Linked DNA regions of Mus musculus: region 1 is linked to region 2. Evidence: chromatin loops called from intact Hi-C (ENCODE). Cell type or tissue: left cerebral cortex. All regions are shown on one strand. Links, peaks and the distances in the headings refer to the core of each region. The heading gives the core; the rest is flanking DNA. Region 1 overlaps Gm33655 (a long non-coding RNA gene). Region 2 holds the start of Tal1 (T cell acute lymphocytic leukemia 1).

Region 1 (8,938 bases), core at 72-8,071, 390 kb before region 2:
AATCCTAGCCCAAGGGAACATTAGAAGGGGCAGCTGATCAGACCGGCTCGAGGCTCCACTACTCACTAGCGGCTTGCCCAGCTGGGCCTTAGCTGTTCTGTTTGTATAGTGGGAAATCAACCCTGCTCTATCAGCCTCACCGTACACCTGTAAAATTCAAGATCACAGGTAGAGGTATAGGAAAACAAAGTGGTACCAGATGCTCTGACCCAGTGTGCGCCATGCTTTGTAGCATGCTAAGTGTATATCCTTCTACTCTTCCTACTTAAGCTGTCCGGAATGCATGTGGCAAACAGGCAGCAGGCTTTTGATGCCTCCCTTATCCAAGACAGACCAGACCTAGAGTGTCCGACCTTGAGCCTGGTGCAGCTATCGCTGAGAACGCAAGAGGGCGCCATGGCCCCGTAGCGAGCCAGCTCAACCGACCTGCCAGCGTGCCATTTTCCCTCTCGCTCCAGGAGCTGTGCCCAGACAGCAGTTTCCAGGCTTCGCCAAACTCAGAGAAGTGCCTGGAAACCTGGAGAATCCAAGAGGGATGGCAGAGTGAGAGAGAGGCAGAGTCTGGGCTGGAAATATGATGTCCAAACAACACACTGCTTCCCGCGTTGTTTGACCTCTCTGACCTTCATCTACAATGGTGGAAATAAAATCTCTCCCTTGCCTCCCGGCCAACACAGCCGCCAAATGCTCCCCAGTCCACAGACGGAGATCTCAGTTCAGGCTTGCCTTACAAACTGTAAAAAGTGAAGCCTATTCTTCCCCTCTCCACCCCCCCCCCACCCCTTTTAACTTTATCTGAAGCCCCTTGGGTTCCCATTTTATGCGCATGCAAACTAAGGTTCGGAAAACTCCTTTGCGAGTCCAGTGGTTCATCCACGTATAGTTGGGCTGATCTCCGGACTCAGGCTCTAGACTACCTTCCTGGTCCCGCGTCATCCGCTTGGGTGGTGCTTAAGAGGCCACCAAAGCGCCGGAATGCGCAGCCAAACTCCACCAGGCCAGCATGCTCAGGGAGCAAGCAGGAGTGTTCGGACCTCAGATATGCTTTCAGCCTCTAGCTGGTCTACATGCCGCCACACGGAGATTCCTGGGCTGCCTCTCAAGTCTGTGGTCCAGGGGGCACCAGCACCCGGGGTCCCATGGGGTCTCCTGCGCCCTCCCCGAGCCCTTGCTCAACAGCTGGGCCAATGCGGTGGATGGCCGAGTCAGGTGGGCCCCAGCCCGCGCCCTGAACTAAGGCTGTTTGCACACATGTAATTAGTGCTAATTGCCCAGGGTTTTCAAAGCTTGCCGGCTCCCAGCGCGAGAGCCAGGCAGCCCGGAGCCGCTGCTCTTCACGTCAGCCCTCTCCACCCGGCTAGGGCCGCCCTTGATCCTGACGCCCAGTCGCCTGGCTATGTGCGCCCCAGGGTCTACGCGGCCGCCACGTGCGGGCCAACAACAGTTTTTGTGTCTCCAACGCGGTGCATCTGGAGAGGCCTCTGAGACAGGTTCGGGAAGCCGTGTGCAGATGGGTAGAGGCGGGAGTAGGGGCGACAGGGTTGTTCTGCTATGAAGGAGGATAGCACCAGCACCTGGCTCCCGTAGCCATTGCAGGTCCAGAAGGATCCCTGAAGTTATGGCTGCAGCTGCGCTGTGCAGCAAAGGTGTCTGTCACACACTGAACTCCCAAGCTGTCCTGTTCCGCAGGAACCGGCCATCAGCGTTTCTCACCTACAGGTGGCAGAGCCTAGGCGTAGAGATGTTAAGCAAGGGCGCCGCTCAATGGCCAGGGCGCAGGATTCAGGTTCTGCTCGAAGTCAGAGAGTCTGACTGCAGGGGGGGGGGGGGGGCGGGCAGGAAGGGAGAGTTTTGGCCTCAACCAGGCCTGGGCCTTTGCTCTCTGATCCGAGGCTTGTCCCTCCAGCCCTATCTGAGACCTGTTCAACCCTTAGGACTTTGACCCGTAAACCCCCCGATAGCCCGAGGGAAGCCACCACAACCTCAAAGGTCTTAGTTGAGGTGGGGGTGTTGGCTGCAGTTCCCTCCTTCCCTTGCCCTGGACTCTTGAGCCCACCCTGCTGAGCCTTTACTTGCTGGATTCCAGAGCATTTGTGTTGCTGCTGTGTTCCTCTCACCTCCGTTGCTGTTTTGCTCTGACTCTGTTTTCCACTGTCCTCTTGAGCCTTTGTCTATCATTGCCTCTCTCATCAGATCTCTGCCATGCAGCAAACAACCGCCACACACTCGCACGCGCGTGTACACACACACACACACACACACACACACACAGCCCCTGCAAGGAACACACACCGGCAGAATCCGCCTTTTCAATAAAAAAACGACAACTGGGAAACAGAGTGAATTAAAAAGCATTAACTTAAAAACAATCCATGTGTCTGCAAATGCATTCCAAATGGCAGCCCTTCAGGGCGGGGGGGGGGGTGTGAAGGGGGGAGCATGTTGGCCACATTTCTGGAATCCCAGATACATGGGATGAAGGGGGCTCAGGGCACCACACCCTAACCACCTGGGGCAGCAAGGTCTCAGGAGAGGGATCTTCTCTGTGATCATCATCCTGGACCCTCAGCAGGTTGCTTGGACCCTTCCGGAGCTGCATTTCAGCATCTGCTAGATCCTTGTACTTGCCCAAACCTTCTCTACATGGATCTCAGCTCTCCAGGGACATCAGCCTTCCCAGGACCCAGATCCAACTCTGTCTCTCTGTCTCTGTCTCTGTCTCTGTCTCTGTCTCTGTCTATCTCTCCCTCTCCCTCTCCCTCTCCCTCTCCCTCTCCCTCTCCCTCTCCCTCTCCCTCTCCCTCTCCCTCTCCCTCTCCCTCTCTCAGGTCGGGCCTGGCCTGCCTTGCCCTGCTCCTGCTCCACTCCCCCCATGCTGCCCTCCTGCTCCCTAGACCACCCAGCAGCCCTAGCTCAGAGGGAAAAGTGGTTAGAGCCAAAGCTTGTCTTGGCCTAGAAAGCCTCCCCCAGGGAGCAGCAGTTAGAGACTGTCGATCCCCCACCTGCAGCTGTTGTCAAGCTTGTTCAAGCTGTTTGGAAGATTGCTTCTCTAAGGTGGCACCTCTGCTGTCCTTTGCCTAGAGAGGACTTCTCCAAAGTCCTCCATGCAGCTACCCTTACCACTCCAACAACTTGGGGGGCTGGGGATGGAGTACATCAATTAGCATGTGTGTGTTTTGTTTGATTTGTGACTCAGGAGATGAACCTGAGTCCTCCTTTATGTTAGGAAGCAGTCTGCCACTGACTACGGCCAGCCCTCATCAACTAGGTCTTCCTCAGAGACAATAGGACTGGGTGTGGGGTCCCCAGATCTCTCCTCTCTCCCTCAGTGTCTTCTCAATCAGAAGGGAAATTCCGAATCTATAAACCAGTTGGAGAGGAAGGAATTCTGGATTCTTAACCTTGTTCAGCTGATGCTAATCATTTACAAATATGGCACTAGCAATACCATTTGTAGCTCAGTGCCTAGTGTACGCTCTGCACACGGCACCGCTGAAATGGCAGGTTCCTAGATGACTTTGAGCTATGCTCGCACTACCTCCGTAGCTTCTCTATCCACAGCAGGAAGAGATGGGAGCTTCTCAGCTCAGGCAGAGGTGTGTAGCTGGAGCAAAACCTGCAGTTATTGCTCCTACCGTTTAAACACAGTAAGAAAAGCAGCTATGGAAGCGTTTGCCCTGACTGACTTCTCTCTTGAAATAGCAGAGCAGAAAAGTCATCGCTTACAAGAATCACAGCTGTCCTCACCAAATCACTGGGTTCTTCCTCTAAGTAATAAAAGATGAGTCAGTTTGTTCTTAATGACGAGAGTGTTCAGTATTCACTATACAGGAAGCCTTTCAGAATTCCCTGCTCCCACTAAACATGCTGGGCCCCAGAGAAGCCTGATAGAGTGTGCATACAATGCTCACAGTGGTTGTGCGGTGAGAATTCTGATTCCTATACAGTGTCTGCATGTGTGTCCGTCATCTGATGACACTCCTGCCGTATAATTCTTCTGTGTTCTCACTCTGATGATGATAGGAGTTCTGATTGGGAATCACTAAGGTGGGGTTTGGAGAATTTTTGTTTCAATAGAAATATTTGTTTGAGTAACATGCTACTGTCCGTGTGTGTGTGTGTGTGTGTGTGTGTGTGTGTGTTCCCGAGAGTTTGTGGAGACGTGTGTGCTGCATGTGTAAAGGTGTGTGTGGTGCGCCTGTGCAGGCAACCATGCTCTTCTTTGGGGGCATAATACACCAATAGGTGTGTTTCAGTGTGTTTATTTGTTGGTGGGCTATGTGAAGCATAAAAGACAACCCTCCTCTCATGGGTGTGTGTGTGTGTGTGTGTGTGTGTGTGTGTGTGTGTGTGGTGTATGAGTGCTATGTTTCCAAAAACATTTGTGTGACTATGACTTTGTGTTTTGTTCATATGTGTGAGGAGCCATCAGTGCTTATGTGTGGAGATGTCACATGGGTTTACTGCTGGTCCTACCATTTTCTGCAAAGATTTCTATGGTGGAAGCCAGATTCAGGTCATTGGAGTATCAGCTAAGACCTCTGAGGCTCCATTGTTCATGGAGGCCCTCTCTTGATGCAGGAGAGAAATGGAATATTTTGATCCTAAACTCAGATGGCTGTGCTGAGCATTCTAATCTGGCAAGGGTAGGAGGGAGGGAGGAGGGAGGGAGGGAGGGAGGGAGGGAGGGAGGGAAGGGAAGGAGGGAGGGAAGGGAGGGAGGGAGGGAGGGAAGGGAGGGAAGGGGGAGGGAGGGGGAGGGAGGGAGAAAGAGAGAGAGAGAGAGAGAATTGGAATAAATAGTATGTTTGACTATTTCTGAGGGACTCTTGACAGTCTAAAAGCCTTCCCCTTCCCTGAGACCCTCTCCCAGGTGTCAGGGCCTCTACCTACTCAGGAGAATGGTTTGGTGTTCAGAAGCCTGGCACTAACACATGAGCTTCTCAAACAGACCAATTGCTAACTAAGCAAATGCCACTAACACTGGAGCTTGGACGGGATCAGAGAGACAAATGACCCATTAGAACAGATGAGGACGGGTCCAGATGGAGATGAGCTAATAAGGTTTCCATGGCACCAAAGACAGGCTAGGCTGCAGGTCGTCCCACCCCAGGAAAATTGCTCCCAGAGCCAGGATCCCTTCCACAGCGGAGGACAAATCCTTGAGTTCCTGCAGCAGGAATCTCAGGCTAGATGAATCCCCATGCCAATGAGTCTCTGAGTCCCTCTGCCAGGGTTTCCTTAGCAGCTACCGTAAGTTGGGGAAAATAAGAGACTCACCGTGCTGAGTTAAGAGCCTACTGTGGTCCAAGTCATTCTTGTCCCATGCTTGTATATAATCCGAATGCATGGAAACTCTGAACCTATCACTAATTCTGAGCCCGTGACTTTAACCTTTGCTACAATTTCATGTATACATAAGCCTGAAAGCAGAGATATATGTAAATGTCTATAACCCTTCACACATCACTGATCTCTTTTGAAACATGCAGTGCCCGTGCAACACTCAGGCTCACAAGCACCACACAGACCGTGCAACACTCAGGCTCGCAAGCCCCACACAGACCTTACGTGTAGATGTTGCTGCTGACTAAATGTGTTCCCTGGAAATTCAAGCTAAGCTCTCACACCCCATGTGACAGTACTGGGGGGATTGGCATTAGAAAGTAATTAGACAAAAATCCCCTGTGATGGGATTACAGTCCCCATAAAAAGAGAGAGCCTGCAAGATGGCTCAGTAGATAAAGGTGCTTGCCATCGACTCTGATGACCTGGGTTCAGTCTCCTCAACGCAGTGATGGAGGGAGAGAAACAACTCCCAATGCTTGTCCTCTGAACTCCACATAGTATTGTGGCATGTGTGCTACCCACCCCCAAAATAAATGTAATAACCACTCTTAGAAAGAAGAAGAGGAAGGAGCAGCTCCCAGGCTCTCCCTGCCAGGCAGAGCCCCTCCTGAGAAATAAAATCTAGAGGCACACTGACATGAGATGCCCCCCAGAACTATGCAAAACGAATAGTTGTAATTTAAACTACTCAGGCCTTACAGCATCGTGTGAAGACTATCAGTATACACTATGAATTGTTCTGGCCTACATTTGTACATGTTTACTCTTATATAAATAAAAGTTGCCCACAATGTTCTAGAGAGATCCTGCAATGTTAGTCAGGACACCTCTTAGCCAGTGCTTACAGCACTGGGTGTTCCCCACACCTATCTACTGTGCTCCCAAAATAGTCATACAAGAAGATACTTAGTAACTATTTTATCCAGAAGGACAGAGAAACCTGAATAGACACTCAGGGTTGCTTGCACAATTGCTAAGTGGTACAATCGGGATTTGAACTCAAGTTTTCAGAGCCCTACATATAGGGATACATGTTCTAGTGTTCAGAGCTCAGAGAGGGAAACTTCACTAGAGTCCAAAGAGAACAACCCTGCCAAAGCCCACAAAGCCCAAATTGCCATTCCCTAGGGCCACCTACCTTGTTCCGATCAGTACCTTCTGACTATGTTACTGAAATAGACAGCTGACAGCCAGAGTGGGCAGGGTTTAACCAAAGTGCAGATTCAAGGGCACCCCGAAACAGCTAAGGAGTTGCCTTTTGAGTTAGATTTAAAATAATGGCCCCAAGAAGAGGAAGAACATAAAACTGCATTAAATATCCTGCCCAGTTTAAGAGTCAGGCTTAGGTCCATGTCACAGTTCACAAGCAATGCAATTGTATCCTGTTCTCAGTTCTAAGTGGCTTCTCTGGGGCTTCAGCCGGGCGCCCCTCTTCAGCTCATATTGGGATGGTGATATGCATCTGCCTCTGGCTGCAACCTGATAGGCAGCGGACTGTTGTGCTTCCTCAAAATCTGCCCTGTCTTAATGCACACATCCAACACCCTTGAAGTTCCTACCCTGTCTCCATCCAGAGGGGACATTTGGAAAACTCCATCAACTCTGAGCCTAGAGCAGGCCCCTCAGACATGTCAGTCCTGGACTACAGTGTGGCTGGCTCCTGCTGAAGACAGATGAAGGCCCTCCCGACAAGCAAACATAAATATTTTCTTTCCCAGCCTGATTCAGATGGAATCTGTACTGTTAATAAAGTGGCAGCTGGCTATCTAGGAGTGTCTGAATGTGGCCTTTTCTGGCAGGGAGTGTGTCATCTGTCTCTGTCTGTGCCCTGTCAGATGACAAGACATCGCTGGCCTCCTCCTCTTTGGAATGGGCCTCAGATGGCAGAAGGTAGGCAGGGAACATTTGAAAAATACCAGTTTCACCTCTGTCTGTGGAGGGCAGGGAGGAGTGGCCTGAGCTTGCTGTCCCTGGCAAGCTGGCCTTTCAGGGCTATGACTGCCAGTGCCCAGCGAAGCTATTTACTTAAGCACCACATCAGGCAGTGATATTTAAGTATGAGATCAGAAGGGGAAGAGCTGAAACAGACTCATCTTCCTGCTTTGAAAGGTGCTCAAACTACAAAGCAACGGGACGCGCTGTGGATCGTGCTTTGCTATGTGACGCGGCCTGGAAATGGAGGTGTAAGTCCAGGGAAGGGCTTGAAATAACATTTCAGGTTGGAGTCCTCCCTGCCCCCACCTGCAAATAGGTGTTAGGATGGAAAACAGAGCACCTCTTCTGGCCACTCGTCACCAACCAGAGTTGTTTGAAATGAAAACAAAAAATTCTTCCTTAGAAGAACATGTGGTTCCACCATACTGCGAGTTCTCTTCTTGAGAGCGACCTTGTGAAGGCTCCATTCACAGGCCTGCATCTTTGGAGGCTGCTCTGGGGACCAGCAAGCTGCTGCTAGGGGGTTAAAAAGTACCAGCCTCTGACTTCAGCCATGGCTCATCCACAAGTTTGATGAGTGGTAAGGCTACAGAAAGGTTCCCTGTGACAGTTATGGCCACCACAGCACAGAACTCCTGATAGCCTGGCAAAGGGTTGCATGGTATTGAAGGATCTCTTGGAAGTTCCCCACTCCCCACAGGAAGGGCAGAGCTCTTTGAGATTCTAGTCAATATATTATGGGATTTGATTTCAACCATGCCTCTTGCCCAGTGTCCTAATATTCTTTTGCCGAAATCAGGGTGCCTACCATCATGCCCACTCGCAGTTCCTGAATTCATGCCATGCTGTGAGCACCCCCACATGCTTGTCCATGCTCTCTCAGACACTCATCATGCATACTGACCCTCACACCACTGTACCTCCCAACTGGATGGGAGGGAAACTGAACTACCACTTACAGAATATATGGCACCCGTCAGAAGCTTTCTATTTACAGTGTTAGCATGCTGGCAGTCAGAAAGTGTCAACGTTTGGAACGTTTCAGATTTCAGATTTTCAAATTAGAGTTATTCAATTGCCAAAGTCTGTGTAAATATTCTAAAATCCAAACACTTCAAAGTCTAAAGATTGCACAGTTTTCAGCATACATTTTACAGCATCGAGAAATAGAAGACCAAAGGAAAGGAAAGGAGACAGTAAAGAGTTTCTAGGAGGGAATAATATGATCCTATTTACCATAGAGCAAAGATCACCATAGACCATAGAGGAGGCTGGGATCTGGCGGGATGATGATTAGAAGGAGGCAGAAGTGTTGAGAAGGAAAATGGAGGTCTGGGAGGAAGATAGATCTCAGGGAGGGGTCAGGACAGAAGCTGGGGTGTAAGGAGAGGCTACTATAGTGTCCACACAGGAAAAAAGAGTGATTATTTCTCCTTCATGGGGAAGAAAGTCTGGTTTTGAGACTTGTACTCACTAATACAAGTCTCAACAATTAAGTTGTTCACCTAACACATTTTTAGTGGCACCTGCTATATGCAAGCTCTGTACCTAGCTGTTGGGACATAGTTGTGAACATAGCGGCAAAAGGCTCCATCTTCCTAGGATTTGTGTGTAAGAGGGTAAAACATATAATAAATAAGAAAATGTGTAGTAC
Region 2 (8,938 bases), core at 601-8,600:
TTCAGTTAGCGGTGAAGGCTCATGAACACCCCCACACACACACACACACACACATACACCTACCTTCTGGCTAGAATCTTGACTGGCTTGATCCTGAGCAGGCAACCACAGCTGTGAGTTGGTCCTTTTCTGACCAGAAGGTAGTCACTCTGGTCTTCCTTAACTGCTCTTACTATCTTTTTCTTCTTTTCTTCTCTTCTGCTTCAAGGCAGGGTTTCACTATGAACCCGTGGCTGGTGGCTGACCTGGCTCTCTATACCAGGCTGTCTTTGAATTCGTGGGTGTCCACCTCCCTCTGCCTCCCAAACACCACCATGTGTCCACCATGGTCTCACTCACATAGCCCAAACTGGCCAAGAATTCTGCTATTTTTGCCCTTATCTTTTGGATTACAACAGCCAGTTTCCACCATCATAGAAAGAAAAACCCAGATACTCCTCAGCCCATTGGGTTCCTACAATGTACCTATGGGCTTCAATGTCAAACTTCTTTCAAATCAGGCTTCTGTCCCTCACTAGAAATTTAATATTGAGTTATTGACACAGCCCTGTCACCCCCTCCCCCCACTGTTTTCTCACCTATAAATTAGGAATAATAAAAGCACCAATGGGGAGAAGTTGGATGAAGGGGGAAAAGTATCACTAAAGCACACTATTATTCAAAGGTGCCCTAATGATATCCAATTGTATGGTATTTAAAAAATAAAAAATAAAAGCATTACGAAACCGGGTGTGGTGGTGCATGCCTTTAATCCCAGCATTCCAGAGGCAGAGACAGGTGGATCCCTAAGTTCGAAGACAGCCTGGTCTACAGAAAGAGTTCCAGGACAGCCAAGGCTACACAGACAAACCCTATCTCAAACAAAACAACAAAAACCAAAAAGAGAAAGAAAAGAGCTAATTTAGAATTTTCTCATTTATACACCTGCTTATTTTTATTTTTGCAGTGCTGAGAATTGAGTCCTTGGCCTTGCACAAGATTGGCAAGCCCTCAAACTCCAGTCCTTAGGGATATTTAAGGAAAATCAAACTGTATAGTGCAAAGAAACAATGTACTAAGATTAAAGAGTGTGTTAAGGAACATGGGGGCTTGGGGATGGGTGGGGGGGTGTTCTGCTTTCATCCTGAAACCAAGCTTAAGGGGCATTTTCATCTCTCTATTGATATCTGTTCTGTCCCCCTATAGAGTCTTTTATCTTTGAGCAATTCCAGTTTTAGAGCGGTCAGGGGCCTGTGCTGATGAGGGTCAGCGAGGAACTGGGTGTTGAGATACGGAAAAAGGAGAAACAGACACTCTGGCTTTGGAGAAGACAGGAGAAAGAATGAAGAAGGGAGGGTTGGTTGGGAATGGGTCGGGAGACACGGTGGTCTTAAGAGGCTAGACAACGGCCAAAGCCGCTGAACGAGCATCTGGGAGGCGGAGATCCGAGTCGGGTTGTTTGTAGGGAGCGGGAATCCCGAGGGGCCAGGGGTGGGGAACGGGCGGAACCCGCCGGGTCCCAACGTGAGCGCTCAGCCCTCTCCTCTGCGCATTCCTGGGCCATCCCAGCGCCGCAACCCGTCCCCGCTCCCTCCGGAGAAATTGCCAAATTAAAATGAATCATTTGGCCCATAATGGCCGAGGCGCTTATCGGGGGCGGGCGGGCCCGAGGCGGCTCCTTATCTCGGCGGCGCACACGGCCGGCGCTAACGAGGCCGCGGGCGGGAGCGGGATTAGAGCGCGCGGCGAGGCGCGGGCGGGGGCTGCCCAACATGGCCACGCACACCCCCAAGGCGCAAAACGTGAGCGTCCCGGCCTTCTTCCCAGGGCCGGGAGACAGTCGCCTCCCGTGGAATTGCCCGTCCGTTTCCTCCGTCTTTCCCCATGCGCACTCCAGCCTCGGCTCCCTCTCCCCCGTCTCTTCCCGGGGGGCACTTTCCACGACGCCCCTCCGCTGCCCCTCCCGCCGGGGAGACTCTCTTCCTTCCTTCCCCTTTTCCCCTTGCGCAATAGACAGAAAAGCGCAAGGCGCTGGCGGCTTCCATTGCTTCTGGGCGGTGTGTGCGGGCGGCCGGGTTGAGAGTGCTTGCGTGAGCGGCAGGCTGCGGTGGCTACTCCCCGCGTGGGCTTTTGGCGATAGGTCGTGTGCGGGAGTGTGAAACCCTGCGCTGTCTGGGTGTGGAGATTCCGACCTCTCTGCGTTTTATTCGTTGTATGTAAATTGCCCTGTTTCTTTTCTCCACAAGGTCGGTCTGGTGTATCGCAGTGTGTGGCCTTGGACAAAGTGTTAGGCTGGTTTCGTTATGTCGGGCGGGTGTGATCCTCACCCTGTGAGGTTGTGTGTCTGTGAGCGTTTGCGTGTGACTGATGTCGCTGTGTCATGTTGGACAGTATGCCGGTCTGCCTACACCGGCTTGTGGGACAGAGCTAGCTCGTGTTCATCTGCTTCCCTCCTCTGGGCCTGGACCATGTGTGGTCCTGTCCAACAAGAGTCCTATGCCTGTGTGCCTGTGTCCTTTAGAGGTGCGTTTGCAAATCGCTGGGGGCGGGAGTGGGGGGAGGGCGAGCGAGAGATCGAGGCGCTGGTGGGGGCGTCAGCATGGGGGCGGGGAGTGGGATTTCACATTTTATTCCAAATTATGATGTATTCGGGAGCCAGTGTTGGCTCGGATGGGCGGACAGAGCCCAGTGGGCGGCAGCTCTGTCCGGAGGCTGTCTGTGCCTTGGTGTTGCGGGGGTCCCCTGGTGTGTGCGGGGGGAATCTTCTAATCTGGAAGATGAGCCGCGCTCGCTGAGGCCAGCGTCTTCCCGCCCGCAGCGCCAGGCCTGGATTCGCGCTGCCCCTGGGTTTCGCCTATTTCTGGTCAGTTTCGCGGGTGCGTCCGCGGTGGTTGGGAGAGGCTGGGAAAGACAATGGGCACATTTTCCAGGTCTGGTGCCAGGGGTGGGGGTCCTCGGGATCGTCCCGGGGGACATTTTCTCAGTCCCTTTCCCATCCCGGTCCAGTCAGACCCCCTAGCAGGTTAGCTGCCCTTGGAGTCCACTTACGTTGGAAGGACCGCTTCAGGGCCACCTTAGCTGGACAAGAAGGATCGCGTTTTCCCCTTTTACTGCGATTGTTAATACCTTCGTCATCATCACCATCACCCTTAATATCCGCTTTTAATTAAAACAATCGAACAAAAAGCTCACCAGTTCTACCCTTTAGCTTCTTTGGAGGGAGAACAAAGCAGTCCTGTCCTGTCTTAGGCCCCTCCCTAGCTGCTTTTTTTTTTTTTCCCCTAACTTGCCAGGTTTGGGGTAGGGAAAGAAAATGAAGAGGTAGTCAGAATAAAGAGTCACTCCATAAAACAAACATTAGCCTCAAGTAACAACGGGAACGAGTGTATTCCCCGCGTCTCCCCTCCTCTTCCCTCCTTCTCTGGATTAGCAAGGAGAAAGAAAACCTCCCGCACTGAATTGAAAGCCAGGGAGGAGGCAGTTCTGAGCTTCCGCCAAAGCCGCAGCGGAGAGAAGGAAGCCTTCGCAATTAACCCAAGACTTCGATGTGCCATTGGGCGGTGGACATCTCAGGCAAAACAATTAAAAAAAAAAAAGGAGGCGAAAAATAAAAGCAAACGAAATCCAGCTACCGCTCTTGGAAGTGGCGTCGGTCTGCTTTGGCCCGTCTTTCCTTTTGCTTTGTTTATCGCTGCGAAACAGTATAAGAGGTGTAAGAGTTAACTCTCATCTACTGCCAGTCAAAACCCCGAAAGTCGAAAATCTTTTGCAAAGGTGGTGGAAGAAATGGTGAAATACCTTCCTTTATATCTCTGCATCCATTAGAAAGAAAACAAGGGACCCAGCTAAAACAGATAGAGCTCTCTCTCTCTCCCTTTCATCCCTGCAAGGGAAATAGGATCTTTGGAAACAGGTTCTGCCTTGTCCTGGGCAGGAACTTGAAAGATGGGGTCATGAGGAGTATGGGACCAGGGCTCCCAGGTTCTGACCCAGCAGCCAGGGCCTGAAAACTCTTGGGTTTTTGTTGTTGTTGTTGTTGTTGTTTTTGTTTTTGTTTTTGTTTTTCCATCCCGTTCTCTCCACCCTCGTCAAATAGAGAATTACATCTTCCTGCTCTGGCTAAGCCTGGGCTAAGGTTGTGGGGGCAACCCGCATAGAGACGTCCATGCTTAGAAAACAAATTCGGCCATACTGAATTAGACAGATCCGTTAGAGGGTTCGAACACGTTCTGGGCAGCCTGCCGGAGAGGCTGTTGTTGTTGGACTAAGTAGTTATTCCTGATTGGTCAGGTGTAAGGTTCTTCTTCTTTTTCTTTTTTTAATTCGGGATGTGTTTGGGGGAGGGTGGGCTCCAAACACCTGCAAGTTGGAGGCGGAAAGCCATTTGCTATTCTTTGGGATGGCGGGGCACACGAGGTAATTCCCAGTCATTGACCCCCCATTTTCTCTCTCGCCCTCCCTCTTTCTCTCCACCCCCATCTTTCCTGGAAACTCGCTTTGGGCGCGGCAGACCGCGCAGGACCTCACGGCAAGCTAAGTAACTGCTGGTCTCTCAGCGAGAGCCGGGAAACCCAGCTTCGGGGTCCTACCTCGACCCCTCTCCAGCGGAGGAGTGGAGGTCCTAACCAGCCGAGTAGGTCTCTCTAAATATGCCCCAGGTTAGTTGCGGCCTGGAGTCTGGGGTGGGGTGGGTGGAGGAAGGGGGGTAATGTCTGTGGAAACAACAGTATTCTGGGTTGTGAACTGGGGGGCGGGGGGGGGGAGACGACTTAGAACTGAGAAGATTGGTGGGGGTGGGGGTGGGGGTGGGAGAACCAACCTAGACTAAGAACCCGGGATCTGACTGCCACTAAGCTGCCTCAGGCCTCCAGCAGGGCTCTTTCCTTTTTCCGGCCTTGGATAAAACAAGCTGGTTGGATTATGTCCTCCAGGCCGCTCCCATGGTCCCGGTTCCGAGCACATTTCACAAGGCCGGTAACTTTATTGTGGCTATATCCGGATGGCGCAGGAGCTCCAGGCACGAATAAAAGCAGCCAAAGCCACCCTACTAAGGCCTAAGGCCTAAGAAGCTGTGCTGGAACGCATTTCCACTCGAGTGGTGGCAGAGATAGTGCATTGCTCACTGGCGGATTAGGTTTTGGTGCAGGCTTTGTGTTTCTCCACTGTGTCTTGCGCATATGAGTGTGGAGGGATGGGAGGCCAGCCAAGTCTAAGGCCAACACTATTTCTTTTAAAAATAAGTGGATTAAAAAAAATCTCCAAGCTATGATTTGGGGCATTAGGAGTTGCTGGAGAAGATGCAGTGCCTCCCAGAAAGGAGCTTTCTGGTTCCCCTTTTCAGGTGTATTGTCACCTGCTGGCTGGGGCAACTGGAAGGTGAAGATGAGGTTGAGGCTGTAACCTGGGTCTCGGGAAGCACAAAGAGCTGGGATGGTCGAGTGCTCCTGTCTAGCCTGAGCCCCCTCCCTTTCCCATTCTCCCTTAATAAAAACAATTGCATAAAAGCTGTTAGTGTTAACCCCTGGGCTGCTGTGCGGGTGGGGGTGGGGTTGTGTGTGATCCTGGTCTTAGGAGGTTTACCTGAGGTCCAGGAGCTGAGCATGGAGAATTCTACTGGAAGCCTTGGATATTTATAGCATCTGGAGGGTCAACTCATCTAGAATATGTGTCCCCTTTGGCCATTGGGAACCTGATTCAGTCATTGCAGCAGAATTGATCAGGGAGTCAGAGGGGAGCTCTGGCTCAGTTACTGTAGTGTATGTTTGTCATTTAGAAGCTGGGACTAAAACAACTGGTCATTGAAAGCACACAGATGGTGTGCCTCAAGGTAGGAGGACAGCGTCTCTGGCTTGTGTATTTCACCAGAAGCTGGTTTATTTCTGATGCACTTCACTAGCAGGGAGGGAAGTCAGGATGGCTACTATACTTCTGGTTCATTTCCGGTGGTTGAGGTATTCTCTGTATATAGACCTTTTGTCTCCACTCTAATTGTGAATTCAATCTCAGTGAAGCATTACAGACCCATATTGGCTTTGCAGCTTGTGTGTAACAAGTGTTGGGAGATTTGTTGTTTCCTGACTGGGCTAATCCCCGAACATCCAGTGTTGCCTGAATTGCAATCCTTGGTTCCCATTTTGTGTCTGGCTGTACACCTGAGTTTTGGAGAAGGATGAAGAAGGTCCAATTTCCTTTTCGTAAGAGGAGGGAATCAGTTTCCCAGATAACTCTGGTCCAGAGCAGTGTAGTGGCCAAAAAGGTCCTCTATGTGTGCTCCATGTCGGTGGTTAGTGTCACATTTTTGTATTGATTTTCTGTTTTAAAACACCCCATTTTGGGCTAGTGAATTGACTCAGTGGGTTAAATTGTTGCTGTTGATCCCGACAGCTTTAGTTTGATCCCCAAGGCCCAGGTGAAAGGAAATCACTACTTCATGAAAATTGTCCTCTAACTTCAACATTTATGACTGTGGCATATGTACCTTTATATACAAATAAATAAATGGTAAAGTAATAAAAATTACAATACAACAAAATAACCCAATTATCTAATCTTGGGAGCAGCAATGTGATTTATAAAGCCTATTAAGGTGGTTATATATGTGTCTATACTGTGTGTATATGCACATAATACACACACACACATATGAGTATATATATGAGATAGGATCATGTGTAGCCCAGGCTAACTTCAAACTCAGGATTCTTTAACCCCCTTCTCAGGGCTGCATTTATAAGCATGTGCCCCCACAACTGATGAGTTCATTGTATTTCTATTTTTAAAATTAAAACAACTCACAAGTATCATCCAACTTTGGAGTCTTATAGATTGTGTGTCTGGCCTGTTGCTGGGTCAGATGCCATCTGAACGAAGCCAGGTGATGCAAGAACTCTCAAACTGATGGGAAATAGAGTGGATATGCTCATCTGGGGAGTATGGTTGGAGCCTAGGAATTTTCTGGGCTCCAGGGTCCATGTGAGACAGTAAAACAGTGAGATCCACGACTGGAGAGATGGCTCACTGGTTAAGAGCACTGACTATTCTTCCAGAGGTCCTGAGTTCAATTCCCAACAACCACATGGTGGCTCAGAACCATCTGTAATGGGATCTGATGCCCTCTCCTAGTGTGTCTGAAGGCAGCCACAGTGTGTGTGTGTGTGTGTGTGTGTGTGTGTGTGTATACATATACATATATATGTATATATATAATTTTTGCATATTAAATCTATAAAAAAAAAACCCAGTGAGATCCGAGTTCTGTGTATTGAGAATACCAAGGTGTATGGTGTGTGTGTGTGGGGGGGAAGAGGACACTTCATTGGAATAATTCAAGGAAGAGCTTTCTTTATATTTTCTCCATCAGGAGGGGAGCCCAGATTCTAGTGACTTCTGGAGCACTTTCCCAAGTCTTAAGAGTCCAGCTGAGCAGAATGGGGTGGAGTGTGAAGGGTAGTAGGACCAGAATCCAGGATTAGCTTCAGTCCTTGACTCCCTTTCTTATGATAGGGTAGCTACTTGCAGAATACAACGGTGGGTTTGCTTAGTGTAGGCTGCTTTCCTCTTGGCCGGGAATATTTCTGACATCCTTGGTTGAATAGAGCAGAGTTCTTGCAGCTTCCACACCCTACTTCACCACCATAGTCTTTCTGGGTGTATATTTGCAGCGCATGTGTGTAGCAGTAGATCGGGAGAGGGTTCCTATAGCACTGGACAGATTCCCCGCCAAAACCAAAAGGGGGGCGGGAAGGACACGCTTGCTCGGGGGATTAGTTCCCTCCCCTTCCCCTGTGGCCTAAGAAGGAGGGACTGGGTGATCTTTCTCTTCTCTGTGCATTTCCTTCCTCCTTTTTCCCGTCGATTTTTGTCTCTCTGCCTGTATTCCTTTTCTCCCAAGGTTTCTGCCATCTTTCTCCAGCACAATTCCTACCCTTGGACACTGTGCCTTCCGGGCTTGTCCCACCCTTTTCTTCCAATCTAGAGACACCCCCACATTGCTCCAGCTCCAGGCCTGCGGGCCTTCACGCCAGCAGGGTTGGGGTGTGCGTCCACGTGGTGCTGAGTTTGTCCTGTCCGCTTTTCAGGTTTCAGTGCGTGATCTCCTCTCTGCCCCTTACCCTGTTACAGGATGACGGAGCGGCCGCCGAGCGAGGCGGCACGCAGTGACCCGCAACTAGAGGGACAGGACGCGGCCGAGGCCCGCATGGCCCCCCCGCACCTAGTCCTGCTCAACGGCGTCGCCAAGGAGACGAGCCGCGCAGCCCCGGCTGAGCCCCCCGTCATCGAGCTAGGAGCGCGCAGCGGCGCGGGGGGCGGCCCTGCCAGTGGGGGCGGTGCCGCGAGGGACTTAAAGGGCCGCGACGCAGTAGCAGCCGAAGCTCGCCTTCGGGTGCCCACCACCGAGCTGTGCAGACCTCCCGGACCCGCCCCGGCGCCCGCGCCCGCCTCGGCTCCTGCAGAGCTGCCTGGAGACGGCCGCATGGTGCAGCTGAGCCCGCCCGCGCTGGCAGCCCCTGCCGGCCCCGGCCGAGCGCTGCTCTATAGCCTTAGCCAGCCGCTCGCCTCACTAGGCAGGTGAGCATCCCGGTCCCCTGCGGCGTTCTGGGTGCAGGCGAGGGTCGAGAGGAGGGGGTGGTGGCTTAAGATTCCAAGAGGAACGAGCCCAGAGACCAGAGTCTCTCCCGCAACCCTCCCGCTAGTGGGAAAGGGGTCCCCTGTGAGACAGACTGTCAGGAAGGACCGGTGGTCAGGGGACGACAGTTGTGTAGAAACCGGGGGTGGTCGCCTGCACTGTTGAGGGTGCGGGTCTGTGGGTGAGTGTAAAAAGCTGCAGAGGTTGCTGACTACTGTTGAGTAGGCGGGATTCTTTAATATGAGTTCTGGGCCAGTGTCTGAATGCCCCTCTGCAGCAGAGGTGAGGTTCGCCACAAAGGGTGAACTCTTCAGGAAGCTGCCGCGGTGGGTG

Evidence for each region. Peaks named below come from ENCODE experiments on the same cell type or tissue, not always from the same donor. Only the 100,000 strongest peaks of a DNase experiment are listed, where the experiment ranks them.
Region 1: a loop joins it to region 2, with 2.4 times the contacts of the local background. A loop is called at or near these places in 4 of 42 quality-filtered maps.

What each region holds. Positions count from the first base shown.
Region 1 is chr4:114,665,469-114,674,406 of GRCm38, forward strand. All of the region lies in intron 1 of Gm33655 (a long non-coding RNA gene), which reads right to left. Among named protein-coding and RNA genes, the nearest start is that of Gm12829, 10 kb to the right of the region's middle. In left cerebral cortex, for the core only: CTCF peaks have their summits at 384 (motif pointing right) and 1,727; DNase peaks (open chromatin) are centred at 407, 975 and 3,764; H3K4me3 peaks cover 503 bases.
Region 2 is chr4:115,055,030-115,063,967 of GRCm38, forward strand. Tal1 (T cell acute lymphocytic leukemia 1) reads left to right here and starts at 2,782. Exons shown (of 5, transcript NM_001287388.1): 1 at 2,782-2,842; 2 at 4,490-4,637; 3 at 8,101-8,547. The coding sequence starts at 8,102. Gm33786 (a long non-coding RNA gene) reads right to left here and starts at 4,281. Exons shown (of 2, transcript XR_376559.3): 1 at 3,028-4,281; 2 at 2,593-2,880. Gm52674 (a long non-coding RNA gene) reads right to left here and starts at 552. Exons shown (of 3, transcript XR_003955097.1): 1 at 64-552. In left cerebral cortex, for the core only: no CTCF peak of the experiment used is centred there; DNase peaks (open chromatin) are centred at 2,033, 2,258, 3,084, 3,362 and 3 more places; H3K4me3 peaks cover 3,903 bases; H3K27ac peaks cover 2,261 bases.